Linked DNA regions of Homo sapiens: all the other regions are linked to region 1. A link is an interaction called in ENCODE POLR2A ChIA-PET data of the cell type or tissue named here. Cell type or tissue: B cell. All regions are shown on one strand. Links, peaks and the distances in the headings refer to the core of each region. The heading gives the core; the rest is flanking DNA.

Region 1 (10,745 bases), core at 1,706-9,705:
GAAAGCCCCAGCCCATGGCCTGGGTTTAAGTTCCCACGAGGGTGCTGCGTGTCTAGCGGGAGGGCAGGAGGGGCCGCCCTTTGGGCCATGGCACCAACCCGGCCCTCCTTGTCCACAGGGCACCAGCCCCAGAAGGTGGCCCGGCGCGTGTTCACCAACAGCCGGGAGCGCTGGCGGCAGCAGAACGTTAACGGCGCCTTCGCCGAGCTGAGGAAGCTGCTGCCGACGCACCCGCCCGACCGGAAGCTGAGCAAGAACGAGGTGCTCCGCCTAGCCATGAAGTACATCGGCTTCCTGGTGCGGCTGCTGCGCGACCAAGCCGCAGCTCTGGCCGCAGGCCCCACCCCTCCCGGGCCTCGCAAACGGCCGGTGCACCGGGTCCCAGACGACGGCGCCCGCCGGGGATCCGGACGCAGGGCCGAGGCGGCAGCGCGCTCGCAGCCCGCGCCCCCGGCCGACCCCGACGGCAGCCCCGGTGGAGCGGCCCGGCCCATCAAGATGGAGCAAACCGCTTTGAGCCCAGAGGTGCGGTGACCGCACGCGGCAGCACCTCTGAGCCGGAGGGCACCAGGGACTCGGCCCAGGGCCGTCAAGGAAAGGGCAGTGGACGTGCTGCGCATGTTCGGGAGCGAACTCCCCCGAAGAAGGACCAGTGAAGACGTCAGGGGCAAGGTCTCGGGGGTCCGGAAGGGTGATCATCGACCCCCAAGGGACCCGCAGACCCTTAAAAAAATCACCCACAACCCTCTGGAAGTGGCCTTGCCCGGTCCCCTTCCCAGGGGCGAGGTCGGCAAAGCAACATGGCAGAGCAGTCATAGGACCCAAGTGGTGCCTCATTTTTTCCGGGCTGGGGTCGCGGGGGGAGGCCAGGAGGGGCTGGGGAGGCTTCGCTTTTCTCACCGTCGGCCCCTCCGGGAGACCCAGGGGCAGACGCTCGTCGACGGCGTCTGCTGCGCTCCCGGCGCTTGGACAGAGGCGCAGAATCCAAGTCGGGGACGCACCCTACCGACCCCGACCCAGTCCCGCACGGTCGCGTTAGCGAAGGGTCAGGCGCTCTCGCGTTTGTTTTTCTTTATTTCTTTATTTCACATACACATTAGCCATTCAATGGAGAAGCCGGAGAGAGTCAGGCAAAGATGGTATAACAGAAGCGCAGTGACGGGGGCGGGGCGGGGCGGGGCGGAGAGGGAACAGACGGGCTGGCTGCCTACTTGCATTCCGCTAGGACACTGAAAACCCAGAAAACAAAACAGACAGTAAACTACCCTTGTTTCTTATGTATCTCAGTGCAGAGACGGGGGTGGAGGGCAGAGAAGAGGGGGAGACCAGGCTGAAGGAGGAGGAGCAGAGGGAGGGGGACGCTAAGGGGGAAGCACACCAAATCCATTAGTACTATATATAGAGATACTCGTATATACTGCGTTTCTTAGCCTAAGAAGAAACTTGTTTGACGGGACGGGCGGCCTTTGCGGTCCGCGATGCTGGTGCTGGTCGGGCGCACGGATCTCCCGGGAGGGGCCGAAGCGGGGCTGGCCCAGGCTGGCTTGCGGGGGGAGGGGGGCGCCCCGAGGGTGGGTGGGGTGGGGGGGAGCAGAGGCGGGGCTGGGGTGCCCCTCGGGCTCTCGATTGGGGGACGAAAGTTCTCGTGACTTTATTGCTCCTTTATTTTCTCTCGTGTGGGGGGGTCTGTTCAGCACGGTCAGGGTGGGGGAGTGGTGGGTCGTCTGAGCCACCCGGCCCCTCTGGGACCCAGAGCGCGGCGTCCGCTCCGCCAGCACGGGGGTGAGAACAAGGCACTAGGTCGGCCGGCCAGCGCGGGGGCGGGTGTATAAGGCAGTCGACAGGGCTGGTTGCGGGGTGGGGCGGGGCTGTGTGCGGGGCCGTGTGCGTGCGTGCGTGCGGGCGCGGGCCTGGGCAAATCGACCTGTCAGCGTGGCTGGTCCTGTCCTGGAGCGTCGAGCCTTCCCGGTGTTCCCCGGAGGGGGTCGGGGATAGGATGAGAGATGTTGAATGGGGGCGGGAGGGGCGCCGGGAAAGGGGGGAGGAAACTACCAACTTGCTGAGCGCGCTCCTGATAATGCTGGTGAGGGTCAAGTTGGCGTCTGGCTCAAAGAAGGGCGCTCGGGGCGGAGAGGGAGGGAGGGAGGGGACGTTTGTTCGTTGGCATTGACCTCTGCGGGGGAGGGGCCGGGGACCCCTGCCGCGCCCCCGTACCCGGACGGGGATGGGGCGAGGAGGGGTGCTGGGCCCCAGGGAGGGGCGCCCGGGGAGACCCGCGGCCGGAGCAGTCCAGCCGCCGGGGGCACGCCGCTGTCCCGTTCCGTTAAACTCAACAAAGAAGGGATATGCGTATTCCTAACAAGTGCAGGATATTTAATTGATTCATAAACTTATGTATAATAGTTTGTGGGTTCTTTAAAACGTACTTTATAATGTAAGAAGCACCAGGGTTTTATGTTTAATTATCTTAAAAATAATTTTTCTCTCGTCCTTTTCCTTTTTGATCTTGTGTTGGTTGATTTTTTAAATGTCGAGGTGTTTTTTTTAAACTCTAAAATGTGAACGTTTCCTTCAGCCCTCCCACCGAAACAGAACGAACGACGAAACAAATAAAAACCCCAGATCATCCTCGTCAACGCAGGAAAACGACTTAAAAAAAAAAAAACTAAAAACGAACAAAAAAAAGGGAAAAACACTCAGCTTTCGTTATCCCCGCGCAGGGCGGGGCAGGCCCGGTTCTTTTAGCGTCCCCAGAGCCGCGAGGACATTACAACAAAAATAGAATTTTTTTTTCTTAATCTCTTAACATACAAAGATAGGAAAACTCTCTGATGCATTGCACTTGGTTCAATGAAAAAAAAAAGTTAATTTCCCCCATATATATTTTTGTTTTTTTTTTTTTCTCTCCTAACACGTCCCCACATCTCCTGTTGCCCTCATTGCCCCTCACAACACCACTTGGGAAAGGAGCAGCCCCCACCCCCTGCCCGCCCGGGCAGCCCCGCCGGGCACGCTCCGGCCCGGGCCCAGCTGGCCTGCAGCTTCCGACCTCGCCCGGGCAGGCGCCCCGCAGACCCTAGCTCCCACAGTCCCACAGAGCCCGAGCCCTCGACTGTCGTCGAGGGAAAGGGCACGTGGGCCGGACAGGGAGCCCCTTCTGCTTCGCTCTCAGCTCTGACCCTGTTTAGCCAACCGAACTGAAAAATCATTGCACTTTGACCGCGCGTCACGCCCGGCCCACCCGGCCCCCCACCCCCGGGGCCTTACTCCCCACGCCCCGGGAGACTCCCGCAGGATCCACTGCCCCTCAGCCCTGGGGTCCTCTAGGGCTGCACGCTGAGGACAGGGGGAGGGCTTCACTCAACTTCCAACAAAAGCCGCCCCTGGAGCCAGCCACCTTGTGGCTTCCAGCTGGGTAGCAGGCACCGTTCGCCTGCCGCTACGGCCCCAGGTCGCTGACCTCCTCCCCTCCCGTCACTCCCTCCTCTTCCCTCCCTCCGCCAGCTCGGGGCCACAGCCTCACAAACTAGATTCACAATAAATACAGCCCATAGCCCACCCCTACGTGGTGCAATGTTGATTTTCTCTCAGAGGATCCTGACCTGTGCTTTGTGTTTTCATACAATTAAGAAAGAGAGAGAAAGAGAGAGGCACAAGGACTCAAGAAGGGGCCAGGAACGGGAGACGCAGGAGGAGGAGTAAGGCACAGAAAGACAAGCCAGAGGGGCCAAGTCACACCCTGGAGGGGAGCTGGGCGTGCTCATCCTCCCCTCCCTCCCAGGGGGGCTTCTGAAGACCCTCTGGACAGGCCCCCCAACCCTCCCTTGAGGGAGGAGGGGGCTGGGGGGGAGAGCTACTTCCTGTGGTGTGTTACCAAATTGTTCCCAAGTTGCTCAAATGGAGGAGGAGTTCCCATTCCAACAGCAAAAGACCCAAACAATGAATGCCCCACCCCTAAATAAAGAGTAAAGACATTACAGCTAAAATCCAGAGAAAAGTGGCCACGTGGGGGGCGGGGAGGCGGGGGAAAGTCGGGGGGCACAGAAAGCTCCAAAACACTTTTGAAAAGGACGACACCCAACACCCTCCCAAGGAACTGAAAGTCGGCGAGCAGGACGCCTACCTAAGCGCAGGTGGTGGCTTAGCGCGGCAGCGGCGGCTGCCTGGTCCTCCTCGCTCGGCTCCGGGGTCCCCTTTCTGCTCCACCCTCCGGCCCGGCCCCAGCAGGGCAGTCTGCATGAGGGGCAGGGGCAGGAACTGATGGGGCGGAGCGAGGGCACCTGCATGCAGGGCTGGGGGCGGGGGCGACCTGGGGCCCGACTCCCCTCCCTCGTGGCAGGAAGGAGGCCCTCCTGGCCTGCAGAGAGAGGGGAAAGGGGGCCTGTCCCAGGCTGGGACGAGGCCGTCGAGAGCATTCCGACTTTTTCCTACGGACTGTACAGAGGGGTCCAGGGCCCCAGGACTGCTCTTGCGGCTCAGGGTGGGGTGTCAGAACACCCTCCATTCTGGGACACGCAACTAGCTCCAGGGGTCACCCCCTGCCCGCCTGGGGGCTTTTAGCCCAAGGGTGGGGTGGGGTAAGTGGAGGCTGCTCTCCCCCTCCTGGTCGGGAGCAGCTGGGGGAAGAAGCTGGAGCCTTGGCAGAGAGGGAGGGAGGGAGGGAGGGAGGGAAGGGCGGAGTCTGGAGGGGAGAGCCTGAGGGATCTAAACCCCATCATCTTTACAAGCTGGCCCTCCAGGCTCCCTAGGGCAGCTCCGGCTGTGTGGAGGGTGGGGTTCCCCTAGGAAGGGGTGAGGGTGGAGGCCAGGCCCCTTCAGAATTGTGCTGGTTGCTTTGTTTGGGGACTTTGTTCCTTCCCCAGAAGGCCGGGGCGGGGTCAGGGGGAGGAAGGCAGTTCTGCATCCTTTCTTGCTTTCTGTCCTCTACTTGACAGAGTCCATGTCGCGTGTTTCTTTCTGCTTGGCTGCTGGTGCACAGCTCCACCGAGACCCCTTCCAAGGGCTCTCTGAGAACTGGGCTGCTTCTGGGGCCCGCGGGGGTCCCCGGGCTGGAGGAGAGAAGGGCTGAGTGGCTGACGACGTGTAATTTTTGCTTTTCGGTGGGGCTGGGCTGGGCTGGGGGATTTTTCCATTCTCAAAATTTCTTCTCCCCCCTTTCGAGGAACCTCTTCTTCTCATTTTGTTGTTTCTTTTGTCGATCTTATCAGAGGAACCAGGACTGAAACAGGATGAAAAAGAGGCGATACTGAGAACAGCTGGGGCAGGTCCCATCTCACTCCTACCTGGCCCAGTGACCTGGCCCCTCAAGGGTCCAGCTCCCAAAGAGCCAGGGTGCCGGGCAGCCACCACCCACCTTGTTCCCATGGAGAAGAAAGGGCATCCCCATTCTCTCCCTCCCTCCTGCGAGAACCCCGCCCCCTCAGAGACTCTGCCCCTAGTGCTAGAGTCCAGCTGGCCTTCCCGTGGGCACTGTGCCCAGCGGGTGGGACCCCCATGGCTGGCGCTGGCACAGGCCTGAGATCTGGCCATGTTTCCAATTGTTTAGGTTTTTGTGTGGGTCCTGGAGGGTGGGGAAGATGCCAGGCTGGGGCTTTTGTACCCAGAGGGGTTTTAGGAATGGGTTGGGGGTGGCCCAGCTTCTTGCTGAGTTTTCTTTCTGTCTCTTTGGATTAAAAGCAGAAATTCCCATCTATATACCCCAGCCAAGGTCCCACAGGCTGAAAGACTGGGGGCAGGGGAACCACACAGCTTCAGTCCCTAGTAGCGCCAGGCCTGGGGGAGGGGCCACGTAGCCCATGGTGCTGGATCCTCTACCCTCAGGGCACCAGACATTGAGGAAGGACTTGAGGCTCCCTGGGGTGAGCGTCATTTCCTTCATATCGCCAGCAGGGGGCGCTGCCTTCCCACAGACAGGGCCTTGTCTTGTCTGCCTGTGTCTGGTGGCTCAGCTCAGAGCACACCCAGGGCAGACCCCAAGGGTCTGGGCTGCTTGGCTACGCCCTCCATCCAAGGCTCCAGCCCCACCTCCTGGCAAAGTGGTGGGTCAGGGTCTACTGTGGTCTACTGGGCCTGGGTGCACCTGGTAGTACCGTTGGGGCAAAATGAGGGTCCCTGAAAATGCATCTTGGGACCTCTCCCAGGCTGTCACAGACTCTGGTCTGCAGGGGCCAGGCGGAGCCAACTACAGAGCACATACCAGGTCCTGGTTCACTCCACCCCTGCCCTGACCCCACCAGGAAGCTAGGCACAGAGGGGGTACGTGACCTGCCTGAGGCCACACAGCCCTCGGGCAACAGAGCCAGGGTTCAAATGTAAGGGGCAGTGCAGGCTGTGCTCCTAACTGCTGCCTGTGCTGCGAGCACGAGGAAGCAGGGTCTGTGGTGGCCAGAATGCCTGTGCCCTGCCTAGGGTCAGGGTGAGGGCCCAGGGCAGCTCATCTGCCAACTTTTCAAAAGAAGCCAGAAGCCCAAACAGAATTTCGTGTGAAAATTTCCAATATTTAAAACATTGCTTTGGTCAAACATTCTGCCTGCAGGCCAGACCTGCTCTCAGGCTCTGGTTTGGGACTGAGGATAGGGACACTGAGTTTCAGAAAGGGCCTTGGAGATCATCTAGCACTTTCTGTGACAATGGAAATGTTCTCATTTCCATTGCAGTAGCCACTAGCCACAAGTGGTTTCTAAGCACTTGAAATGTGGCTACTGTAACTGAGGAACTAAATTTTTCTTTAGTTAATAATTTAAATGTAAACAGCCACACGTGGCCCGTGGCTACCACAATGGACAGTGCAGATCAAGAGCATCTGGAAATGTGGCGGTTTGGGATTGCCACAATGAGCAGGCGCTGCTGGGTGGGCAGAAATGCTAAATTTCCTGTATGTGCTGGACAGTACGCACAAGAGACCTGCCCTCCCTCAGTGGGGCTCCTCGAGCACCTGCCCCAAGTCCAACCGGTCAATTGACTACAGGCCAAACAGAGGCTCATTGGGGCCTGGCGAGGCTAAGGCGGAAACCCAGGCCTGAGGCATCCCCAGAGTGGGTGGGGGAGAACCGGCCCGCAGCCAGCTCCTGGGCTTCTGGCCCAGGCCCGGGGGTGGGAAGCGCCTGGGCTGGGTGACCCCCACCTGCCACAGGCTTGGGCCTGTTCCCTGGGACCCCCTTCCCAAGGGGAGACTATACAGGAACCCTGTGCCATTGCCCCGAGGTTGAGGGGGAGGCTGACTCTGGTGGTAAGCCCACCCCTCTCCTCACCAGGCAAATGAGGCTTGTGGACAATAGGACAGGGAGGGCCCCACCTGCCCTATCTGCTCCTGGCAGATCATGCCAGGGCCTCACACTGGCCCCTTTGGGGTCTCCTGAGCTGTACAGTTGGGGACAACTGCCAATGCTCAGACTGGGGGGTCCTCCTCAGGGAAGGAAGACTCTGGTTCCAGGTCTGGAGTTAGGGACAAAGGCTGCCCCAAGGGGGCTCCCCGGCACCTCCCCACAGGTCCCAGAAATGGGGGATCTGCTGCCAAGCACAGAGTGGCTTTCTCTGCTCACCCCTCCCTACTTCCTGAGCCAGGTCCAAAATTGATTAAAACTAAGTAAAAAGCGCTGCCCAGGGAATGACAAAATTGCTAAAATTCTCTTTTCTTCCCTCATTCTATTGTTCTCTCTCCATCTGGTGCTCCAGAGATCAGCTAAAGTCACTGGTTACTGTGGAAACCACCCCCGGCTGTACCCCCTGCGCCCGCCCGTTGCAGCCGCCTGCCTGCCCCCAGGCCCGAGGGCTCCAGCTCCGCTTGTCCAGCTTCCGCTCCCCCAACCACTCCCAGACACACCTGCCTGCTCAGGGGCCCTGGACCCCCGCTGGGACTCCTTCCTCCTACCTCCTGGAGCCTAAGACACAGGGAACATGGGGGGAGACAAACTTTCCCTAAACTCTGACTTGGCCCCCAAACGTCCAAGCAAAGTGAGCAAAGAAAGTAAAGGAGGCAGCGGAAACAGGGTTAGCAGGGACGGCTCGTGGCAGTGGTCCTCGGAGCGCACGACCGCAGAGCTGTGAGCAGCCCAGGCAGGCAGCAGGAGGGAGGGAGCGATGGAACCCTGAAGCCTGGTGCCAGCCCAGAGCTGGGAGGGGAGGCCCGCCTGCTGTCCCTTCCTCTCGCACCCCCTCCCGCCTCTGCCAGCAGGGCTCTCTCGGCCTCCCTGGCACAGAGCAGAGGGGGCTGGCTCCAGCCCCTGCTCGGAGCCATTGTTTTTCTTCTCAGCACCCCCAAGTTCAAGTTCATCTGGGTGTTACATCATGTCTGGTTGCTCCTGGAAACCAGACGGGTCAGACGTGACTCTGGGGAAAGGGGGTGGGAAGCTGGAGGGGGTTGAAGTTCTCTTCCCCTCCCCTCCTTGCCACTAGGGAGCTCTGAAGTTTGAAGTTTGACAAAGTTTTTTGGCTTTTTTTTTTTTTTTTTTTTGAGGGAAGGAAAGGAAAAGAAAAAAAAAAAAACAATCTCAAACCACACACACAACTTCCATCCACCAACTTTCTCTGGACTCAGGCCCCAGAACAGAGGCAGAGCAGGAGATGAGAGGTGGCCCCAGGGGCTCTTGAGAGAGGTGGATTTCCCCGGGCTGAGGACACCTCCAAGGTGGTGTTTTTGTAAAATGTGCAAAAGAAAGATCTTTGCATGTTCTTTTTCAAAACCCTGGGTGGTAAAAGCCTCAGGCCCCCTAAAGCTGCCTCTGTCCTCCTCCTGAGATGGGTCTTCCCTGTGCCCCCAAGGGCACTGGGCTCTGTGGGCACTGGCCTCTGGGGTCTCCACCTGGAGGGCTAAGAGTAGTCTTATGCCCTGCTTGTGACGGGGATCTGTCTCCTGGTGAGAACTAAGGGTGGTGTCAGCAGGGGATAGGAGCAAGGATGAGGTCTCCAGCATGCTGGCCTTCTCCCTAACAGGACTCCTGGAGACTTGGGTGAGGGGCCTCTAGGGTGGCGGCCTGCCCTGCCCTGCCCTCAGTGCCAGTTCTGGGCACGCAGCCCACCAGGCCCTCTGTCCCTCCTCCACCCGTCACCCAGCCCACCCAACGCCAGGGGAAAGGGGAGGGCTAGGGGCCGGGGCTTCCAGTCGGGGCAGGTGAAAGCAGTGAGGCAGACTCTATTCTCCTCCCGATGGGCCTCAGGCTTCCATCTTTGCTTCTACCAGGCCTGGCCCAGAGGGCCTCTAGACTTGGGTCCTTGGCCGCCTTCCCCAGGGCCAGGGCTGTCAGAGCTAATTATCCAATTAGCTGATTAGCCAGGGAGCCTGGGGGCTGCCTGGGGAGACAGGCTCAGCTGGGCGTGCAAAAGCCTGGGCCCTCCAGCCCCACCTCAGACCTCTCTCTCCCTGTTAGCCCCAAGGACTCCAGGCTCTTCCCTAACACCAAGATGCCCCCCAACCCTGACTACTCCCCTGGTCCCTGCATCCAGGTGGTGGGCAGGGTCTCCTACCTGAGACTGCTGTGGGATGTTCAGAAAGTTGCCGTCCCGGGGTCCGATGCTGACAAACCGGTTGGCAGAGGAGGCGCCTGTCGTTGCGAATGCTGTGGGGAGCAGGGGAGAGAGGGAGAGACCCTGTCAGGCCTTGGGGCCCACCTGGGCACTGCCCCTCGGGGCTGCTGAGAGAGGGAGAGACTGAGTTAGACCATGCTGCCCGAGTTTAGGCTGGCAGTGGGAAGGATGGGCCAGAGGGGCATCTGAGCTGAAGGCCAGGCTCCGAGCCTGCCCCCCACTACAGAGGGACACCCTCATCCTCTCACTGACCAGGAACACACACTACACCCCCGACACACACCCACTCAGAAGCCACAGTCTCAGCCAGGCATCCTTTTTCACAGCTGGGATGAGGGAGAGGCCCTGGAGGCTGAGACAAGTCTCCTGGACCCAGTTCCACCCGCTAGTGAGGCACTGGGCAGGGCTGGGGATAGCCCTGGTCCCCAGGTACCCTCAGTGGATAACCCTGCTTTCCCACTGGCCCCTCTCAGGTACTGAAGAGAGGGGGCCAGGGGAGGGTGGAGGCTTTGGCAGTCCGGCCCCACCCTGCTTCGGGAAGGCCTTCCCAGCCAGGCTACCTCTCCAACCTGGGTGGCCTAGCTAGATGCTACACCTCTTACCACTCTGGGCAGGCCCAAGGACCAGGCAGGCAGGCTTGGGGAACCCAAAGGGTGCCCAATGGAGGTCTGAGCCAGGTAGGGCAGGGTCAGAGAAGGGCCTAGGAGCTGGCTGCCTGGCTTGGGCCCAGGGGGTGGCAAGGCTCAGGCCTATGGCATTCTCCTCCTCTGACTGATGCACCAGGTCCAACAGGCCTGTGGTTCCAGGACCAAGGCAATAGAGGAGGAGGAGGCTGGAGAGCCTGGCAGAGCCCTAGGGCTCAGATGCCTGGGAGCAGCCATCCTGGGGCCCAAAGACAAAATGATCTCAACAGCCCTGAGTTCCTCTCAGGTTGTCCAGATGGAGCCCTGCTGGAGGGAACAGGCCCTGCACCCCCAGAAGGGAAGATGCCCCCAGAGGAGGCAAGGAGTGTCACAGGTTACCTGGAAGGCCCGCCGCTGCCCTGCACCAGACACACCCAGGGACTCCATGCTCACCAGATTCTGCCCACCTCTCTCCAGAAGTGGCCCCCGAACCCTGTAGCCCAGCTCCCATCCCCCACCCTGCCCACCTCCAATGACTGTGACTTCATGTCTTATGGTGGATGCAGATGGGAAGATGGCATGAAGAGGATGGAGAGGGGA
Region 2 (10,745 bases), core at 1,549-9,548, 75 kb before region 1:
TGCAGTGAGCCGAAATCACGCCACTGCACTCCAGCCTGGGCGACAGAGTGAGACACCATCTCAAAAAAGAGAGAGAGAGAAAAAAAAAGCCAGGTGTGGTGGCTCACGCCTGTAATCCTAGCACTTTGGGAGGCCGAGGCGGCTGAATTACCTCAGGTCAGAGTTCCGGTCCAGCCTGGCCAACATGGTGAAATCCTGTCTCTACTTAAAATATAAAAATTAGCCGGGCATAGTTGCAGGCGCCTGTAATCTCAGCTACTCAGGAGGCTGAGGCAGGAGAATCGCTTGAACCAACGAGGTGGAGGTTGCAGTGACCCAAGATTGCGCTGTTGCACTCCGGCCTGGGCAACAAGAGCAAAACTCTGTCAAAAAAAAGTGTGAGGGGGACAGGGGAGGAGGGGACAAATAGGAAAGTTGTTTAGCTTTGCAGGGTCTCTGTCAAAACAGCTCCACTCTGCCACAGTCACGAAAAGGCAACCACAGACAATGTGGACTCAAATGGGTGTAACCTGTGTACCCTGAATTCATGAAGGCTGGAATTGCAATTTCATATAATTGTTATGTATCATGGAATACTCTTATTCTTTTGTTTTCAACCACTTAAAAATGTAAAAACCATTCTTAGCCCAAGGGCCGTGCAGAGACAACAGACGAATGCCACCTATGGGCTGCGGTTTGCCGACCTGGGTCCAGTTGGCTTCTTGTTCTCCCGCACGTTGTTGGGGGCTGGCACAGGCTAGGCTGTACCCACAAAGGTGTTGCATGAATGAACACTGCGTGCATGAATGGTGGCAGCCAGCCGGGCCAGCAAGAGAACCCTTCCATCATCACCTCTTTCCTGAACAGCCTTGGGAAAGCCACTTAACCTCTCTGGGCCTTGTGTTTACAGCTGTAAGTGATCCTGATGTTAGTCTTGCTGGTTTGTTTTGAAGATGCTAAATGTATCTGGCCCACACAGGGCCTGCCTCAGCCTTGGTGGGGGCCTAGTGATTCCCACTCCTCCTCCCCAAAGCTGACAGGCTGTCTTTAAAAGGGAGAAGGTGGCCAGGCACGGTGGCTCACACCTATAATCGCAGCACTTTGGGAGGCCGAGGCAGGCGGATCATGAGGTCAGGAGTTGGAGACCAGCCTGGCCAACATGGTGAAACCTCATCTCTACTAAAAATAGAAAAAATTAGCCGGGCGTGGTGGCAGATGCCTGTAATCTCAGCTACTCCAGAGGCTGAGGCAAGAGAATCACTTGAACCAAAGAGGCAGAGGTTGCAGTGAGCCAAGACCGCACCACTGCACTCCAGCCTGGGCAACAGAGCGAGACTACATCTCAAAACCAAAAAAAAAAAAAAAAAAAAAGGGAGAAGGCAGGAGCATCCCCACACTGGCTCAGGGCCCCCCACCATCACTCCTCAAGCCCGCCGAGCCGGCGCCAGGGCCTGGCCAGCACCACACACACACTCTTCTCCTGGCCTAAATATATTCCAACCTCAGAGACGTTCCACGCCCCATGCTCACTTCTGCCTTCCTGCCCTAGCGTGGTACCCGGAAAAAAAAATCCCACTGAAAGAGGGCGGGTAGAGGAGGAGGAAGCAGGAGAGGGCAGTGTGGATGGTCTTGACATGTGGCCTCAAGGGTCCTGACCTTTATGGGGATGCTGGGATGGCGGAGATTGGAGGATGATAAGGACCTCCATTCTGTTTCTCTCCTCTTCTCAGTCGCTCTGAGTCACCATTCTGGCAGCCCCTGGCCTAGAGCCAAGGTGAAGTGGGACATGAGGGCAGAAGGCAGGCAGGGAGATCTGCTTGAGTCTCTGGTTTCTCCTCCACGCCCACAGGGGCCATCGGTCTTGGAGCACACACCCTAGCACCCACCCAGTAAATCCGGAGGCAGGATCAGGGTACCCCAAGCCCTCTGGCTCCGGGGCCACCATTGCCACCACCCAACCCTGGGAACCAGGAAATAGAACAAGGCAGCCTGACTCCACCCACCTCAGGCTGCCATCCAGCAAGCCCACCCACCAGGAAATGGGAGGCTGGCACCCCTCACTCCAGGTAGAGGGACGGTGCAATGGGCCATGCTATGGTCTCACCAATCCCTTCCCAAGATTCTGGAACCCGCAGATCACCTCCACCATAAGGACTCGATCCAGGCCCAAGATGAGAAAACACATGCTCCTGGCCAGGCGCAGTGGCTCATGCCTGTAATCCCAGCACTTTTGGAGGCCGAGGCGGGCAGATCTAGAGGTCAAGAGATCGAGACCATCCTGGCTAACATGGTGAAACCCTGTCTCTACTAAAAATACAAAAAAATTAGCCGGGTGTGGTGGCGGGCACCTGTATGTAGTCCCAGCTACTTGGGAGGCTGAGGCAGGAGAATGGCATGAACCCAGGAGGCGGAGCTTGCAGTGAGCCGAGATGGCGCCACTGTACTCCAGCCTGGGTGACAGAGCAAGACTCCGTCTCAAAAAAAAAAAGAAAAAGAAAGAAAGAAAGAAAGAAAAAAAAAGAACACATATGCTCCAGCTGGGCACGGTGGCTCACACCTGTAATCCAGCACTTTGGGAGGCCGAGACGGGTGGATCACCTGAGGTCAGGTCAGGAGTTCGAGCCGCCAGCCTGGCCAACATGGTGAAATCCCATCTCTACTCAAAATAAAAAAATTAGCTGCGCATGGTGGCGGGTGCCTGTAATCCCAGCTACTCGAGAGGCTGAGGCAGGAGAATCGCTTGAACCTGGGAGGCAGAGGTTGTAGTGAGCTGAGATCGTGCCACTGCACTTTAGCCTGGGAGAAAGCAAGACCTCATCTCAGAAAAAAAAAAAGAAAAAGAAAACACACGGTCTAAGTTACTTTGCAGGTTGGTATGAGTATGGACAGGTAGAACAGGTGAAGCAGGCGGCAAGGCTGCGCCCCACCCCACCCCAACATTTGGCAACATCTGGAGACATCTTTCATTGGCACAGGGTTGAGGCCAGGGCTACTACTCAACATCAAAGATGCACAGGGTAGCTCCCTGCACAAAGAGTGATCTGGCCCCACATGGAGAAACCACAGGCCGGGCGCAGTGGCTCATGCCTGTCATCCCAACACTTTGGGAGGCTGAGGCAGGAGGATTGCTTGAGGCCAGCCTGGGCAACACAGAGAGATCCCCATCTCTGAAAAAAAAAAATTCTTTTTTGAGATGGAGTTTCACTCTATTACCTAGGCTGGTGTGCAGTGGAGCAATCTTGGCTCACTGCAATCTCTGCCTCCCAGGTTCAAGTGATTCTCCCACCTCAGCCTCCCAAGGAGCTGGAATTACAGGCACTCACCATCATGCCTGGCTAATTTATATATATATAATTTTTTTTTTCTTGAGACAGAGTCTCACTCTGTCGCCCAGGCTAAAGTGCAGTGGAGTGTTCTCAGCTCACTGCAACCTCCATCTCCCGGGTTCAAGCAATTCTCTGCCTCAGCCTCCCAAGCAGCTGGGACTACAGGTGCCTGTCACCACGCCCGGCTAATTTTTGTATTTTTAGTAGAGACAGGGGTTTCACCAGGTTGGCCAGGCTGGTCTCGAACTCCTGACCTTGTTATCCACCTGCCTCGGCCTCCCAAAGTGCTGGGATTACAGGCGTGAGCCACCATGCCTGGCCTAAGAAAAAAACTTTTTAAATTAGCTGACCATGGTGGCCCACATCTGTAGTCCCTGCTACTCAGGAGGGTGAGGTGGGAAGAATTGCTTGAGCCTAGGAGTTTGAGGCTGCAGTGAGCTATGATCATGCCATGAGCTCCAGCCTGGGTAACAGAATGAGACCCTGTTTCAATAAAAAAACAAAACACAACAAAACAGGAGTTGGAAGACAAAGTTTTGGAGAAGAAGTGAGATTCTCACTGGCCTGGAACACCAAGCAAGAGGGGGCTTGGGGCTGCCTGGGTTGCTGGGAAGAGCTGCCAAGGGACCTGTCCAGTCTGGGGAGTGGCCAGGCCAGCAGGGAAGACAGCAGGAGCATCCCTCCTAGCTGAGCATTGTCCCCATCTTTTCAAAATTTACAGGTCAGCTGCCAGGGAGGGAGCCACCCAGAGCAGAGGATGGGCTCACTCGGGTTATCTGGGACAATCACAGGTAACCTCAGTCTGTCTGAGGCAGCCTGAGGGTGGGGCAGAGAATTTCCCAGGAGCCCTGTGGGGTGGGGTGTGCCTGGCTGTGTGGGACCCGCTGGGCCTGGACAAGGCAACTCTGAGAGTTAAGGAGACCGAGCTAGCCCGTCCAGTCTGACCAGAAACCCAGGCTCAAGGTTGGGATATGAGGCCATGGGGGTGGATCCTAGCTCCAGACTCCCAGCCTCAGGGACAGGGCTGGCTTAGTCATCGTGGAACCACTGGGAAGTTGAGGGATGTGTGTGCCTGCCCCACCCTCCACCCCAGGGATGTCCAGAGAGTCATGAGAAAGAGGGACAATGACCAGGCGTAGTAGCTCATCACAGTACTTTGGGAGGCAGAGGCAGGAGGCTCACTTGAAATCAGGAATTGGAGACCAGCCTCAGCAACATAGCAAGACCCCATATCTGCAAAAAAAATTAAAAAATTAGCCAGGCATGGTGATGTACACCTATAGTCCCAGCTACTTGGGAGGCTGAGGTGGGAAGATCACTTGAGCACAGGAGTTCAGGGCTGCAGTGAGCTATGATCATGCCACTACATTGCAACCTGGGTGACAGAGTGAGACCCTGTCTCTAAAAAAACAAACAAAAGAAAAAAGAAAAAGAAGAAAGGCCGGGCTCACGCCTGTAATCCCAGCATTTTCAGAGGCTGAGGCTAATGGATAACTTGAGGCCAGGAGTTTGAGATCAGCCTGGCCAACATGGTGAAACCCTGTCTCTACTAAAAATACAAAAATCGGCCAGGCATGGTGGCACATGCCTGTAGTCCCAGGTACTGGGGAGGCTGAGGCAGGAGAATTGCTTGAACCTGGGAGGTGGAGGTTGCAGTGAACTGAGATGGCACCACTATACGGCAGCCTGGGTGGAAAAAAAAAAAAAGTCAAGTAAAAGAAAGAGGCACAAGCCTGGGAGAAAGGAGGGGAACCAATGAGGATCCCAGGCATATGGAGATACAGCAGTGCCCACTCAGTGCTCAGAGAACAAAGGCCCTCCCATGAACACCCCCAATTACAAGTGGCCTCATCATAGCACTGCTGCCCTGCCCCTGCCAGAGCTGCAAAGCAAAGCAGAGAGAGGTTACATTATAGACATGTAACAAATGTTCTTATGTACGCCATACATATGCAAAAATAACTGATTTTCTTGAGACTGGGCCTTGCTTTGTTACCCAGGCTGGAGTGCAGTGACATGATCATAGCTCACTGCAGCCTCAAACTCCTGGGCTCAAGCCACCCTCCCGCCTCAGCCTCTAGAGTAGCTGGGACTACAGGTGTGCGCCACCACACCTGGCTAATTTTTTGCAGAGATGGGGGTGTGGTGGTCTTGCCATGTTGCATAGGTTGGTCTCGAACTCCTAGCCTCAAGTGATCATCCCACCTCAGCCACTCAAAGCTTTGGAATTACAGGCATCAGCCACTTTGCCTGGCTTAATTTTTTTTTTTTTTTCAGATGGAGTCTCAAAGTCTGGAGCAATGAAACCTCCTCCTCCCGGGTTCCTGATTATCCTGAGTCAGCCTCCTGAGTAGCTGGGGCTACAGGTGCATGCCACCACCACCAGCTAATTTTTGTATTTCTAGTAGAGTCAGGGTTTCACCATGTTGTCCAGGCTGGTCTCGAACTCCTGACCTCAAGTGATCCACCTGCCTCGACCTCCCAAAGTGTTGAGATTACAGGCGTGAGCCACTGCACCCTCTGAAACCCATGGTGAAACCCTGTCTCTACTAAAAATACAAAAAGTAGCCAGGTGTGGTGGCGCACGCCTGTCGTCCAGCTACTCGGGAGGCTGAGGCAGGAGAATCATTCGAACCTGGGAGGTGGAGGTTGTAGTGAGCTGAGATCACACCACTGCACTCCAGCCTGGGCGACAGAGTGAGACTCTGTCTCAAAAAAGAAAAAGAAAAAGAAAAAAAACCTCCCAGACTGAAGAGAAGGCTTTGGTAGATCCAGGGGCATGCACCCTCAGCTTCCCCCTCCAAACTGGCTTCATATCCAACCCTCATGGGAGGGAATTTCTGGTCCCAAACAGCATGACAGTACTTTGAAAATTCCAGTATCTGTTTATAAGGTAGTGTCCGCAGGGATTTGGAAAGTGTCTGGAGAACGCGTGGAAGGCAGCGCGCAGACTTTAGTGGCCTCCCCCAGCCAGCAGCACGAAGGGGTAAAAGGGTCCCAAGAGCCCCACCCCACCTACCGCCACCTCATCCTGAGTCTGAGAGCTGCAGCCCGCACAGACCAGGCAGTGAGTAATTGCAGGTTTGCTTCAAGCCTTCCGGGTCGTGAGAAACCAAAGTTTCACTCCGGAAGGGCGCGCCTCGGCAGCAGGGGAGAGAAGGAAGGGGGTTGGGGGTGGGGTGGTCTCAGGTGGAGGTTGGCAGCGAGCTGGCCTGGAGCCCAGGCTCCAGAGCTTACCAAGCCCCAGCTGCTGGGCCCCGGCCCCTCTGGCCTCTGACACGCCCCTGACTAGGCGGCCTCCCGACAGGCCCTCCCTGCCCCCCGGTCTAAAGGCTGAAGCAATGAGCCATTTCCTTTCCCGTGAACTCAGCCAGGGCCCCGCTGATTGCAGACACCACCAGCAAGGATGGGTACCAGGAAATGGCGGGGGCAGAGGGAGGAGATTGCAGCAGCCTCTCCAGTCTAGCAGTTTGATCATGCTCAGTAAATAATGTTTACAAAACAAGTAAATAAACAAGTGAGGGTGGGGCGCAGTGGCTCACGCCTGTAATCCCAGCACTTTGGGAGGCTGAGACAGGTGGATCACGAAGTCAGAAGTTCAAGATCAGCCTGGCCAAGATGGTGAAACCACATCTCTACTAAAAATACAAAAATTAGCCGGGCATGGTGGTGCACACCTGTAATCCCAGCTCCTCAGGAGGCTGAGGCAGAGAATTGCTTGAACCCGGGAGGCGGAGGTTGCAGTGAGCCGAGATCGCGCCTTGCACTCCAGCCTGGGTGACAGAACGAGACTCCATCTCAAAATAAATAAATTTAAATAAACAAGTGAACAACAGCAAACAAAAAACTTTGTCTTTACCCAGCCCCTGGACTGAGCGTGCACAGATTGACCCCTGGGGAAGTGTTCATCCTGCAGAAAGGGGAGAAGAGAGGAAAATGAAGTGAAGTGGCAAATGATTCTAAGAGGGAACCTGGTGAGTGATCAGCCCTGGATATGAGGAAAGAGAAAACAGGTAGCCCAGGAGTGGCAAGGAGACCTGGGGTGCGGCTCTCAGCTCCCAGAAGGAGCTGGTTCCTTATCTGAGAACCAGAGATAGAAGCTGGGTTTAAGCAAAAGTTCACCAACCAGGACAAAGGTCCTCACACTCTCCTCCTCCCCACCGAAAAGAAAAGAAAAGAAGAAAAATCCGGCCGGGCGTGGTGGCTCACACCTGTAATCCCAGCACTTTGGGAGGCCGAGGCGGGCAGATCACGAGGTCAGGAGTTCGAGACCAGCCTGACCAACATGGTGAAACCCCGTCTCTACTTAAAAAAAAAAAAAATACAAAAATTAGCTGGGCACGGTGGTGCACGCCTGTAATCCCAGCTACTCAGGAAGCTGAGGCAGGAGAATTGCTTGAACCTGGGAGGCAGAGCTTTCAGTGAGCCAAGATTGGGCCATTGCACTCCCACCTGGGCGACAGAGCAAGACTCCATCTCAAAAAAAAAAAAAAATCCAGGAGAGGAAGAATGTCAATGGGCTTTGCTTTACTGGACAGGGTAACCCTGGACACTTTGTTTAACCACTCTGTGCCTCAGTTCCCCTCAGTTCCCTCATCTGTAAAATGGGGCTAATGAAAGTGCCTACCTGGTGGGGCACAGTGGCTCACACCTGTAATCTCAGCACTTTGGGAGGCTGAGGCAGGCAGATCACCTGAGGTCAGGAGTTCCAAGACCAGCCTGGCCAACATGGTGAATCCCCATCTCTGCTAAAAATACAAAAATTAGCTGGGCGTGGCGGTGCATGCCTGTAATCCCATCTACTTGGGAAGCTGAGGCAGGAGAATTGCTTGAACCTGGGAGGCAGAGGGTTCAATGAGCTGATATCGCGTCACTGCACTCCAGCCTGGGCAACAGAACAAGACTCCACTTCAGAAGGAAAAAAAAAAAAAAGGCCGAGCGCGGTGGCTCACACCTGTAATCCCAGAACTTTGGGAGGCCAAGGCGGGCGGATCACCTGAGGTTGGGAGTTCGAGACCCACATGGCGAAACCCCACCTCTCTACTAAAAATATAAAATTAGCCGGGCATGGTGCCCATGCCTGTAATCCCAGCTGCTCAGGAGGCTGAGGCAAGAGAATCACTTGAACCCAGAGACGGAGGTTGCGGTGAGCTGAGACCGTGCCATTGCACTCCAGCCTGGGCAACAAGAGTGAAACTCCGTCGCGGGGGGAAAAAAAGGCCTACTTTAGGGCTGGGCTGGGCACGGTGGCTCATTCCTGTAACCTCAGCACTTTGGAAGGCCGAAGGCAGGAGGATCACTTGAGCCCAGGAGTTAAAGACCATCCTGGGCAACATAGCAAGACCCCTAAAAAAAAAAAGAGTGAAGTGCCTACTTTTTATCCTGACCCAGGCTTGTGGTGAGGATTAAACAAATGCACGGAAGTGACCAAGTACAGCATACCTTCAGGGCCTGGGGCTGCCATAAGCATCAGTAAGTCTCTCTCTTGACTATGGGAGAGGTTATCTTACCCGTAAAAAACCAGAAGCCTCCAGGGCAGAAGCAAAGTCTCTGGGGCCTTTGGAGGCTCTCGGAATCTTCCGAGGGCATTTCTCAGACTCTCTGTGTAAACAGAGGGGACTTGGCTTGAAGCCTCAATTAACACAGCAGTTAATTCCCCCAACATGACTTCTCAGGGCTCCCAGGAGAAACAAACCGTTTCCAAGGCTCCCAGCCCACTCCTGCCCCTTAGGGAGCTCCTAGACTGCCGTGTCCTCTTGGTAGGCCCCTGAAAGAACTTCTACAAGCCAAGGGAAACTGAGACCCAGGCTGCCAAGGGAACTGACTCAGGGATCGTGGCCCCTAGGTAAGCCCAGCAAGGCAGCTAGAACAGTGGTTTGCAGACATGGCTGTTCCTTGGATTCACCTAGGATGCCTGGGTTCCCCGACCCCATCCCTGTCCATGCCCTGGAGATCCTGGTGTAACCTATCTGGGGAAAAGCCTTGAACGTCTCTGAGCTCAGTGCACAGGCTTCTCCCAGGCTAGCCCTGCCCCGTCCCTGACTGCACAGCCCTCAGCAATAGAGGAGAAAGCCCTGTAACTCCATCAAGTGAGAAAAGGTGTGATTCACCTCACCCCTCCTAAGTACACTCACAAAAGCCTCAATTAACACAACAGTTAATTCCCGCAACAAGATTTCCCCTCAGGCTGCCTCTGCCCCTTCCCACAAGGCGGGACCTGGGAGGTGCTCCCTGCAGCTGCACCCCGAGGAAAGGGTTAACAGGAAGTGCCTGGCGTCCTGCAGCCACAGAAGCCCCATTGTTCTTCAGCCTGTCCCCTCCCCCTCGTCCAGGAAGACCCTCTGGGGAGCCCCTTCCAAGGGGCCGTGGAGTCTCTCCAGGCTGAAGGCCAGCCCATCGGGAGAGTGTGCACAGGAAAAGGAAACCGGCTGGGTGCGGGCTGAGGAGGCACAGCTGTCACTGACGCATCTTGGGCGGGGGGCAATTTCCGAGGAGGGGCGCTCCACCTTGCCCGCCTGGTGTATGCGGGAGGGGGTCAGCCCTCCCTGCAGTCCCCATCTGGAAGCTACAAGCCTTTGATTTGGGGTTCTTAAGTAAAACTGGATCCTCTGCCTCCCTCCAGCCATGCCCCCGCTCCACCCCAAGCATCCCTGGGTCCGAAAGTTTAACATCCCACCCCTCCTCCATCTGATTTCAGATCACTCCTCCAGGTCCTAACTGTCAGCTTTTTCTGATTAACTGTGCTGGGTGGGGTGGCCTGGATTGGGGGTGGGGGGGTTGCAGGAAGGAGGAGAACTGTTGGCAATTCCCTGGGAGCCCGAGGGGGCGGGCTGGCTGAGGGTGAGCAGCTGGCAACCAGACAGGCCGAGGCCCTGGGTGGACAGGCCGAGGAGGAAATTAATTGGTGCCAGTCGGGTGGCCAGCCGGCTGGGATGACGGCACTCCCGGGGGCCCGGCCAGCCGCCGAGGTGCGGGAGAGCTGGGGGATGGGGGACAGTGAATGCTGGGATTATGTCTTAACTAAGACTCAACAGTGTACTGGGGGAGGGGCCAATTGGGCCAGGAGGCTCGAAGACAGTGCAGGGAAGGGCAGCAGGGCTAGGGCCCCTGAGGGTTTCTTCTGAGAAAGGGATTCACCAAAGGGCCAGGCGGGGAGCACGATATGGGGAGGCCTCAGCTCCTGAGCTCAGCTCACTTGGACATGTTTGGGGAGACACAAGCTCCCCTTAACACAGACCTGGGTGGGATGACCCCCTAGGCTGAGCCTCAGGAAACAGGAAAGGTCCTGGTCAGAGCGCTTCTGGACAGAGGTGGGCTTTCCTGGACAAACGTCGGGGCTCTGAACTCATCTGGACACAGGTAGAGAAGATCTGGGCTCCCCCAAACACAGGTGTGTGGATCTGAGCGCTACTAGACACGGCTGTGAGGGTTGTGGGCTCC
Region 3 (9,372 bases), core at 1,373-9,372, 120 kb after region 1:
GGGGAGAGAGAAGAGATGGGGAGACATGGAGATGGAGAGACATGGGGACTGGGTATGGAGAGACAGAGATGGGGAGAGACAGAGACACAGGAAAAGCTGGAGAGACTGAGAGACAGAGAAATGAGGGGAAAAAAGATGGGAGAGACATGATGAGAGAAGAGATGCGGAGACTGAGAGATGGAGAGAGACGGGAGACTAGGCAGGGAGAGGCAGATAAGGAGACACTGGGAGAGAAAAAAAACGGGAAGAGACAGAGATAAAGGGAGAGAGGAGGCCGAGCATGGGGGTTCACACCTGTAATCCTAGCACTTTGGGAGGCCGAAGTGGGCGGATCATTTGAGGTCAGGAGTTCGAGACCAGCCTGGCCAACATGGAGAAACCCCCGTCTCTACTAAAAATACAAAAAGTAGCCGGGTGTGGTGGTACGTGCCTGTAATTCCAGCTACTCCGGAGGCTGGGGCACGAGAATTGCTTGAATGTGGGAGGTGGAGGCTGCAGTGAGCAGAGATGACGCCACTGCACTCCAGCCTGGGTGACAGAGCGAGACTCTGTCTCAAAATAAATACATAAATAAACAAGAGAAAAAAGGAGGAGAGATAGGGAGATGAGAGGGACAGGGAAAAATTAGGAGAAAAGGAGAGAGATGAAAAGAGACATAAATAGGAGAAGATTTAGGGCTGGGAAGAATGGACAAGAGGAGATGGAGTGGGAGAAATGAGACACAAAAGGGGAAAGAAGGCAGGGCACAGTGGCTCATGCCTGTAATCCCAACACTTCGGGAGGCTGAGGCAGGCAGATCACGAGGTCAGGGGTTCAAGACCAGCTTGGCCAACATGGTGAAACCCCGTCTCTACTAAAAATACAAAAATTAGATGGGTGTGGTGGTGCATGCTTGTAATCCCAGCTACTTGTGAGGCTGAGGCAGGAGAATCACTTGAACCTGGAAGGTGGAGGTTGCAGTGAGCCAAGATCACGCCACTGCACTCCAGCCTGGGCAACAGAGCGAGACTGTGTCTCAAAAAAAAAAAAAAAAAAAAAAAAAGGAGGCCGGGCGCGGTGTCTCATGACTGTAATCCCAGCACTTTGGCAGGCCAAGACGGGCGGATCACGAGGTCAGGAGATCGAGACCATGCTGGCTAACATGGTGAAACCCCGTCTCTACTAAAAATACAAAAAAATTAGCTGGGCGTGGTGAAGGGCACCTGTAGTCCCAGCTACTCGGGAGGCTGAGGCAGGAGAATGGCGTGAACCTGGGAGGTAGAGCTTGCAGTGAGCCGAGATCACACCACTGCACTCCAGCCTGGGCAACAGAGCGAGACTCCGTCTCACAAAAAAAAAGGTGGGGAAAGAGACAGAAGAGAGACAAAGACAGAGACAGAGATAGGGAAAGACATGGGGAATCCAAGAGGGAGAAACAACGGGAGAGACCTGGAAGGTGGAGAGAAACACACCAATGAGGAAGGACGGGTGGAGGGAGAAGACCACGGAGAGGCAGAGCCCGGGAGCAAGATGGGAGAGGAAGGGTTGGGGTGAGAGACGGGACAGGACCAGTCAGCCAATACCCCTGGACCCTCCTTGCCTGGTGTGCTGTGCTTAGCAATGGGAAAAATCAGGGGATGGGGGGTTGGGTGCGGTGGCTGACGCCTGTTATCCCAGCACTTTGGGAGGCCGAGGCGGGTGGATCATTTGAGGTCAGGAGTTCAAGAGTAGCCTGGCCAACATGGTGAAAACCTGTCTCTACTAAAAATAGAAAAATTAGCCGGGCAGTAGTGGTGGACGCCTGTAATCCCAGCTACTCGGGAGGCTGAGGCAGGAGAATCTCTTGAGCCTGGGAGGCAGAAGTTGCAGTGAGCCGAGATCACACCATCGCACTCCAGCCTGGGCGACAGAGTGAGACCCTGTCTCAAAAAAAATAAATAAATAAAAATAAAAAATAAAAAAAAATCAGGGGAATGGGGATAGCCAGACAAAGTCAGAAGTGCTGAGAGGTCAGAGGACACACAGCCATAGAAAGACATAGCGGCCGGGTGTGATGGCTCACACCTGTAATCCCAGCACTCTGAAAGGCCAAGGTGTGTGGAATGCTTGAGCCTAGGAGTTTGAGACCAGCCTGGACAACATGGTAAGACCTCATCTCTACAAAAAACATGTTAAGGGCTGGGCGCGATGGCTCACGCCTGTAATCCCAGCACTTTGGGAGGTCAAGGCGAGTGGATCACCTGAGGTCAGGAGTTCAAGACCAGCCTGGCCAACATGGCGAAACGCCGTATCTACTAAAACTACAAAAAATTAGCCAGGTGTGGTGGCATGCGCCTGTAATCCCAGCTACTTGGAAGGCTGAGGCAGGAGAATCGCTTGAACCTGGGAGTCGGAGGTTGTAGTGAGCCGAGATTGCACCATTGCACTCCAGCCAGCGCAACAAGAGTGAGACACTGTCTCAAAAAAAAAAGAAAAGAAAAAAAGAAAAAGAAAAAGAAAAAAGAAATTTTTTTAATTAGCCAAGCGTGGTGTCCTGCACCTGTAGTCCCAGCTACGGCTAAGGTGGGAGGATCACTTGAGCCCAGGAGTTTGAGGCTGCAGTGAGACATGATCGCACCACTGCACTCTAGCCTGGGTGACAGAGCCACACCCTGTCCCAAGGGAAAAAAAAAAAGACATAGCAAGATGGAGGGTGAGATATACCCAGATGTGAGGGAATGAAGGAGAGAAACTTGGAAACAACCCCAGCTCCCTGCTCTGAGAGTCTCTGGTCCCACCTGCCCCTTCCACTCACCCTGGTTTGGTACTCTCAGAAAGCATACCCTCTGTCCTACACACCTTCACACAGCCCCTGATAAGACACTGTTGACACAGAGGCTCAGCCTTCAGGAACACTGCTTCTTTATTTTATTTATTTATTTATTTTGAGATGGAGTCTCACTCTGTCGCCCAAGCTGGAGTGCAGTGGTGCGATCTCAGCTCACTGCAACCTCTGTCTCCTGGGTTCCATCATTCTCCTGCCTCAGCCTCCCGAGTAGCTGGGATTACAGGCACATGCCACCACATCTGGCTGATTTTTGTATTTTTGGTAGAGACCAGATTTCGCCATGTTGGCCAGGCTGGTCTCGAACTCCTGACCTCAGGTGATCTGCCCATCTCAGCCTCCCAAAGTGCTGGAATTACAGGCATGAGCCACTATGTCCAGCCATATTTATTTATTTTTGAAACAAAGTCTTGCTCTGGTACCCAGCCTGGAGTGCAGTGGCACAATCATAGCTCACTGCAGCCTTGAACTCCTGGGCTCAAGTGATCCTCCCACCTCAGCCTCCTGAGTAGCTGAGACTACAGGTGCATGCCACCATGTTCCGCTAATTTTTTAAATTTTTTGTAGAGACAGGGTCTTGCTATGTTGCCCAGGCTGGTCTTGAACTCCTAGGCTCAAATGATCCTCCCACCTTGGCCTCCCAAAGTGCTGGGACACTGCTTCTTTTTTTTTTTTTTTTTGAGACAGAGTCTCGCTCTGTCACCCAGGCTGGAGTGCAATGGCGCATGATCTCAGCTCACTACAACCTCTGCCTCCCAGGTTCAAGCGATTCTCCCACCTCAGCCTCCCTAGTAGCTGGGATTATAGGCACACACCACCATGCCTGGCTAATTTTTGTATTTTTAGTAGAGACACTGTTACACCATGTTGGCCAGGCTGGTCTTGAACTCCTGACCTAGGTGATCTGCCCGCCTCAGCCTCCCAAAGTGCTGGGATTACAGGTCCTGCACCCAGCCAGGACACTGTTTCTGACACTCCAGGACACCGTCACCCAGTGACACTTCCCCTAGATGGTCCCAGTCATACCTATGGATACCTATAGATTCCTAGTGACACAATCATAGACGCAGACACATGAATATGACATGGACACGGACTCATACAAGGGCTCCTGGTGACATCTCCCAGTTATAGACACAACCGTGTAGGTGCACTGTCTCATGAGGACCTTATCAGACATGTGAATACAGTGAGTGGTGGCCACACACCATCCAACACACAGGTTCACATTTTTGTTGTCGTTGTTGTTGTTTTGTTACATAGATGAGGGCTTGAACGCCTGGCCTCACTTTTTTTTTTTTTTTTTTTTTTTTGAGACGGAGTCTTGCTCTTGTTGCCCAGGCTGGAGTGCAGTGGCACTATCTCAGCTCACTGCAACCTTCGCCTTCTGGGTTCAAGCAATTCTCATACCTCAGCCTCCCAAGTAGCTGGGATTACAGGCACGCGCCACCACGACAGGCTAATTTTTGTATTTTTAGTAGAGACGGGGTTTCACTATGTTGGTCAGGCTGGTCTCGAACTCCTGACTTCGTGATCCGCCCGCCCGGCCTTGGGCCTCACTTTCTTATGCGCCAGGACAACAGGCCTGAGCCACCGCGCCTCCCAGGCTCACACTTCTTAGCAATGCTGTCATATGTGGCCACTCCTGATGAATGGTGCACCCTCGCCTTCACACCTGGACACGTTTTCAGACACTCATTGTCACCCTCATGGACACACATGGCTTCAACCCTGGGTCTGACCTACTCACTGGGCAGGCACCTTGTCCCACGGTACTGTTCAGAACACTGTGGGGGTGCTCAGTCCAGTTCTCCACGTTTGAGTCAGTGGGGGCTGACAGATTTCAGGTCCCAGCAGAGACTGGGATGGAAGTGGGGGAAAGTGATGTCCAGCCCCTGGTCCTCCTGAAAGGGCTGAGTCCAACTGGGCCACAGTGGTCCCAGACTCCTCCTCCAGTCGGGCAGCTTGGACCAAATGTAGACCAAGGGTGTCCCCTGGTGGCCATAGGTGGTCTCTGCACCCATCCATGGAGGGACGACAGGCAGCCGCCCAGTTGCTGAACTTGGAGCTGTGGACAGAGAGGACACAGAGCACACAGGCCCAGAGACTGAAGTCCAGAAGCAGGAACGCAGATACAGAACTAAGAGCCGGTAATCCAGATCCCAGGACCCAGGATCAGCATCTAGAGTCCAATCATACCGGGCTGGGCACGGTGGCTCATGCCTGTAATCCCAGCACTTTGGGAGGCCAAGGCAGGCAGATCACTTGAGGTCAGGGGTTCGAGACCAGCCTGACCAACATGGCGAAACCCCGTCTCTACTAAAAATATAAAAATTAGCTGGGTGTGGTAGTGGGCACCTGTAATCCCAGCTACTCAGGAGGCTGAGGCAGGAGAATCGCTTGAACCTGGGAGGCGGAGCTTGCAGTGAGCTGAGATTGCGCCACTGCCCTCCAGCCTGGGCAACAGAGTGAGACTCCATCTCAAAAAAAAAAAAAAAAGATTCCAATCATACCAAGATCTATACTCCAGATCCACGAACTCAGCCAGGCGTGGTGGCTCACAGCTATAATCTCAGCATTTTGGGAGGCCAAGGCGTGAGGATCACTTGATGCCAGGAGTTTGGGACACGATAGGCAACATAGCAAGACTTTATCTCTACAAAAAACTTAAAAATTAGCTGGGTGTAGTGGCACATGTCTGAGGTTGCAGTGAACTATGATGGTGCCACTGAAACCATACTCCGGGATTCAGATTCCAAAAATCTAGATCCTATTGCTCAAAACTAGAATCCACCAGACCCAGAATCTAGCTCCAAGAATTTAGAATCCAAAGGCTACCTTACAAAATTGAGAGCTTTCTTTCTTTTTTTTTTTTTTTTTTGAGACAAGGTCTGGCTCTATCACCCAGGCTGGAAAGCAGTGGCACAACCTTGGCTCACTGCAACCTCTGCCTCCCAGGCTCAAGCCATTCTCCCACCTCAGCCTCCTGAGTAGCTGGGGTTCCAGGTACACACCACCATGCCCAGCTAATTTTTTTTTTTTTTTTTTTTGAGATGGAGTCTTGCTTTGTCGCCCAGCCTGGAGTGCAGTGTCGCCATCTTGGCTCACTGCAACCTCCGCCTCCTGGGTTCAAGCGATTCTCCTGTCTCAGCCTCCCAAGTAGCTGGGATTACAGGCACGCGCCACCACGCCTGGCTAATTTTTATATTTTTAGTAGAGACGGGGTTTCGCCATGTTGGCCAGGCTGGTCTTGAACACCTGATCTCAGGTCATCCACCCGCCTCAGCCTCCCAAAGTACTGAGATTACAGGCATGAGTCACCACGCCCGGCGCCCAGCTAATTTTTAATATATTTTTGTGGAGACATAGTTCTGCCATTTTGGCCAGGCTGGTTGCGAACTTGTGAGCTCAATGAATCCACCTGCCTTGGCCTCCCAAAGTGCTGGGATTACAGGCGTGAGACTCCTCACCCAGCCAAAATCCAGATTCTTAAGCCGTCCTCAGAGCCCTCCAGATCACAGCCACGTAGCAGGAGTTGGCGAAGATAGAAACAAAGGGATAGCTGAGGAGCTCAGCAGTACTGCACATGGCCTCTCCCAAAGCTGATACCCCTCCCAACCTACCCCTGTGCATTTACACACACACACACACACACACACACACCCCATCAGGTTGGGTGTGGTGGCTCACGCCTATAATCCCAGCACTTTGGAAGGCCAAACCAGAAGGATGGCTTGAGCCCAGGAGTTCGAGACCAGCCTGGGCAACACAGTGAGACCCTGTCTCTACAAAAAAATAAACAAAATTAGCTGGGCGTGGTGTCATGAGCCTGTAGCCCCAGCTACTCGGGAGGCTGAGGAGGGAGGATCACTTGAGCCCAGGAGTTTGAGGCTGCAGGGATCGGGCCATGATCACTCCAGCCTGGGTGACAGGGCGAGACCCTGACTCAAATAAGAATAATAATTAATACTACTAATAAAAGAAAAAGACACACCATCATCCAAAGAGACACCCTCCTCCATACGTTCTTGTCCCAGCATGCAGATGCACGAACATCTGTGCACCCACAAAATCTCAGAGCTCCGCCCCCAGCCAGCCCACCAAACTCCTAGACACACAGCCACCATGGAGACACACACAAACCTATGATTTCCAGCCCTGCACCCGGACACACTTTAAGAATTGTGGAGACTGGGATGGGTGTGCACACACACACACATACACACACAGACATAGTCCCCTAAGAAGCTCCACGCCTGGCAGCCACGCAGCCCCTGGGAAGGGTACCCCAGGGATGGGGTTCACCGTGCAACCCCGTGCCCACCCCAGCCGTCCCCCGCCTGGCCGGCTGGCGGGCTTTAATACAGATGCCAAACTCATAATTGTAACTGAGGGTGACAGGGTCACCTTGAGCCCCAGATGCTCGTGCGGTGACAGATGGCGTTGGCAAACCTGATTAGCGGCCCCCGTGCCAGCGCCTGTGGCACCTGCATCCCCTGCCCCTCCCCCGCTCCCCCAGCACTCATTACCCACCCATTACTGGGCCTGGGGGGGCGGGGCAGGGGCCGGCTGGCACTGCCCGGGAGGGGACAGGGACTCTGGGGGCTCCCCTGGCACCAAGGTTCCCAGCTGGCTCCCCTGGCTGGCAGGAGGTGGGCACAGCAGAGGGAGGGAAGGCAAATGCCTCATGCCCACCAGAGGGGGGCTTGCCCATGGTGCCAGGGCTGAGCTGCCCACTCGGACACTGCCTGGGGTTTGGCACAGAACTCTGGAGGGAACAGGGATGGGGCAGCCCCCCCAGAGCCCTTCATGACCCTCCCCTCCAGGGCCCTTCGAGCAAGGGGCCTTGGGAGCTGCCTGCCTGTCCCGTTCCCATCTCTCTGTGAGGCCTGTGAGGTCAGGGGTCTCAGGCTCCCACGCCCCACTGGCCCATCTGTTTCCTCGGGTCCCCTCCTGCTCCCCTCACCTGAGGCCTTCCTTCCTGAGGCAGGAAGAGGGCTGAGAAGGGCCTGGCCGGCTCCCCGCCCCACGCTCCGGGGGGCATTTGGAGGCAACACTGACAACGCCACATGTCCCTGCGTCTGTGCCAGACAGGCCCATCTGCCAGGGCCCTGGTTCCAGCCGCCCAAAGCCAGGCCGCCCTCGCCCGCTGAAGACCCTGAGCCCCAGCTGGGGAGGGAGCACTCAGATGCCCACACCCTGTCATGGGGCCACCCACTCCCAGGGAACCCCAGTTGGAGGAACAAACAGATGCACATATAGACAGCTGGACTCAGCCAACCTTTATGGTTTCTGTGGAATGCCATGCCAGGCGTGGGGCTCTGTGGAGACTCAGGTGGGGGGTCTGAGAGGGACACAGCACCACTATCAAGGCAAGAGGCAGCTGGGAACACGAGGGTCCTGCCTCTGTCTCAAGGACCCCAGGATTTCCCCCAGCAGCTGTCTGCCTGCCTGCTTTGGTTTGCGTTTTTGGTTTGGGTTTTTTTTTTTTTCTTTTTTGGTGTCCCTAGGCTGAGGTCATCACTGTGTCTCTCGGTCTGGGTGGGGCCATCTACCCTCCCTGCAACTGGGAGTGTCTTTGACCTCATTCTATAAGAGACAGTTCAGCCTAATGATTAACAGTGGATTTGATCCCAGCACTTTGGGAGGCCGAGGTGGGCAGATCACCTGAGGCCAGGAGTTTGAGACCAGCCAGGCTAATATGGTGAAACTCTGTCTCTACTAAAAATACAAAAATTAGCTGGGCATGGTGGCGGGTGCCTGTAGTCCCAGCTACTCAGGAGGCTGAGGCAGGAGAACTGCTTGAGCCTGGCAAGTGGAAGTTACAGTGAGCCAAGATCGCGCCATTGCACTCCAGCCTGGGTGACAGAGAGAGACTCTGTCCTTAAAAAAAAAAAATAATAAGGCCAAGGCAGGCAGATCACGAGGTCAGGAGATAGAGACCATCCTGGCTAACACGGTGAAACCCTGTCTTTACTAAAAATACAAAAAATTAGCCGGGCGTGTTGGCGGGTGCCTGTAGTCCCAGCTACTCGGGAGGCTGAGACAGGAGAATGGCATAAACCCGGGAGGTGGAGCTTGCAGTGAGCTGAGATTGCGCCACTGCACTCCAGCCTGGGCGACAGAGCGAGACTCCATCTCAAAAAAAAAAAAAAAAAGTGAGTTGTCAATCATTGTGTGCTGTGACTATCAGTGGTGCAACTCCAGGACGGGCACTGTGTCTACTGTCTGGGGAGCAGGGTGAGGACTCTGGGGACCTGTCTGCCTAACCCTGCATCCCTGGTCTCTTGACCCAGAGTACATCATCCAGGTCCACGTCTTTCTTGGTCCATCTCCCCTCATTTCTCCAAGGTGCGTGTCTCCGTGCACCCATCCACGATGCTCAGTTCATGCTTTTGGGCTGCAGTGACACCCCTCGATCAGCATGGTGGATATCTTCACCCGTCGACGGGAGGCTGAGCTGCCAGTGAGACACCACAGGACCACGGGTGCCCAACGCTTGCGAGCAGGCATACAGCTGTTGCACAGGACTAGTGGGGTGGGGTCCGAGCCAGGGATGTAGAGAGAGG

The links. Peaks named below come from ENCODE experiments on the same cell type or tissue, not always from the same donor. Only the 100,000 strongest peaks of a DNase experiment are listed, where the experiment ranks them.
Region 2: POLR2A ChIA-PET joins it to region 1 with 26 read pairs; 23 of 35 experiments call an interaction of 5 or more read pairs at or near these places.
Region 3: POLR2A ChIA-PET joins it to region 1 with 10 read pairs; 23 of 35 experiments call an interaction of 5 or more read pairs at or near these places.

Annotation. Positions count from the first base shown.
Region 1 is chr19:13,089,108-13,099,852 of GRCh38, reverse strand. NFIX (nuclear factor I X) reads right to left here. Exons shown (of 11, transcript NM_001365902.3): 10 at 9,463-9,554; 11 at 1,057-5,218. The coding sequence ends at 5,204. It overlaps LYL1 (LYL1 basic helix-loop-helix family member), which reads left to right. Exons shown (of 4, transcript NM_005583.5): 4 at 119-820. The coding sequence ends at 534. Among named protein-coding and RNA genes, the nearest start is that of LYL1, 8.4 kb to the left of the region's middle. RefSeq lists enhancers at 1-478, 1,686-1,825, 3,071-3,934 and a silencer at 4,246-4,335. In B cell, for the core only: a CTCF peak has its summit at 5,864 (motif pointing right); DNase peaks (open chromatin) are centred at 1,772, 4,282, 4,852, 5,882 and 4 weaker places; H3K4me3 peaks cover 3,807 bases; H3K27ac peaks cover 4,109 bases.
Region 2 is chr19:13,163,510-13,174,254 of GRCh38, reverse strand. No RefSeq gene overlaps it. Among named protein-coding and RNA genes, the nearest start is that of IER2, 18 kb to the right of the region's middle. RefSeq lists enhancers at 1,631-1,680, 1,721-1,780, 3,632-4,132, 4,133-4,633, 6,326-6,953 and 2 more. In B cell, for the core only: no CTCF peak of the experiment used is centred there; DNase peaks (open chromatin) are centred at 1,634, 6,514, 7,317, 8,894 and 1 weaker place; H3K4me3 peaks cover 1,752 bases; H3K27ac peaks cover 7,790 bases.
Region 3 is chr19:12,973,453-12,982,824 of GRCh38, reverse strand. DAND5 (DAN domain BMP antagonist family member 5) reads right to left here. Exons shown (of 2, transcript NM_152654.3): 2 at 8,065-9,372. The coding sequence ends at 9,191. Among named protein-coding and RNA genes, the nearest start is that of DAND5, 8.6 kb to the right of the region's middle. RefSeq lists an enhancer at 7,887-8,393. In B cell, for the core only: CTCF peaks have their summits at 4,602 and 4,807 (motif pointing left); DNase peaks (open chromatin) are centred at 2,673, 4,784 and 9,360; H3K27me3 peaks cover 1,739 bases.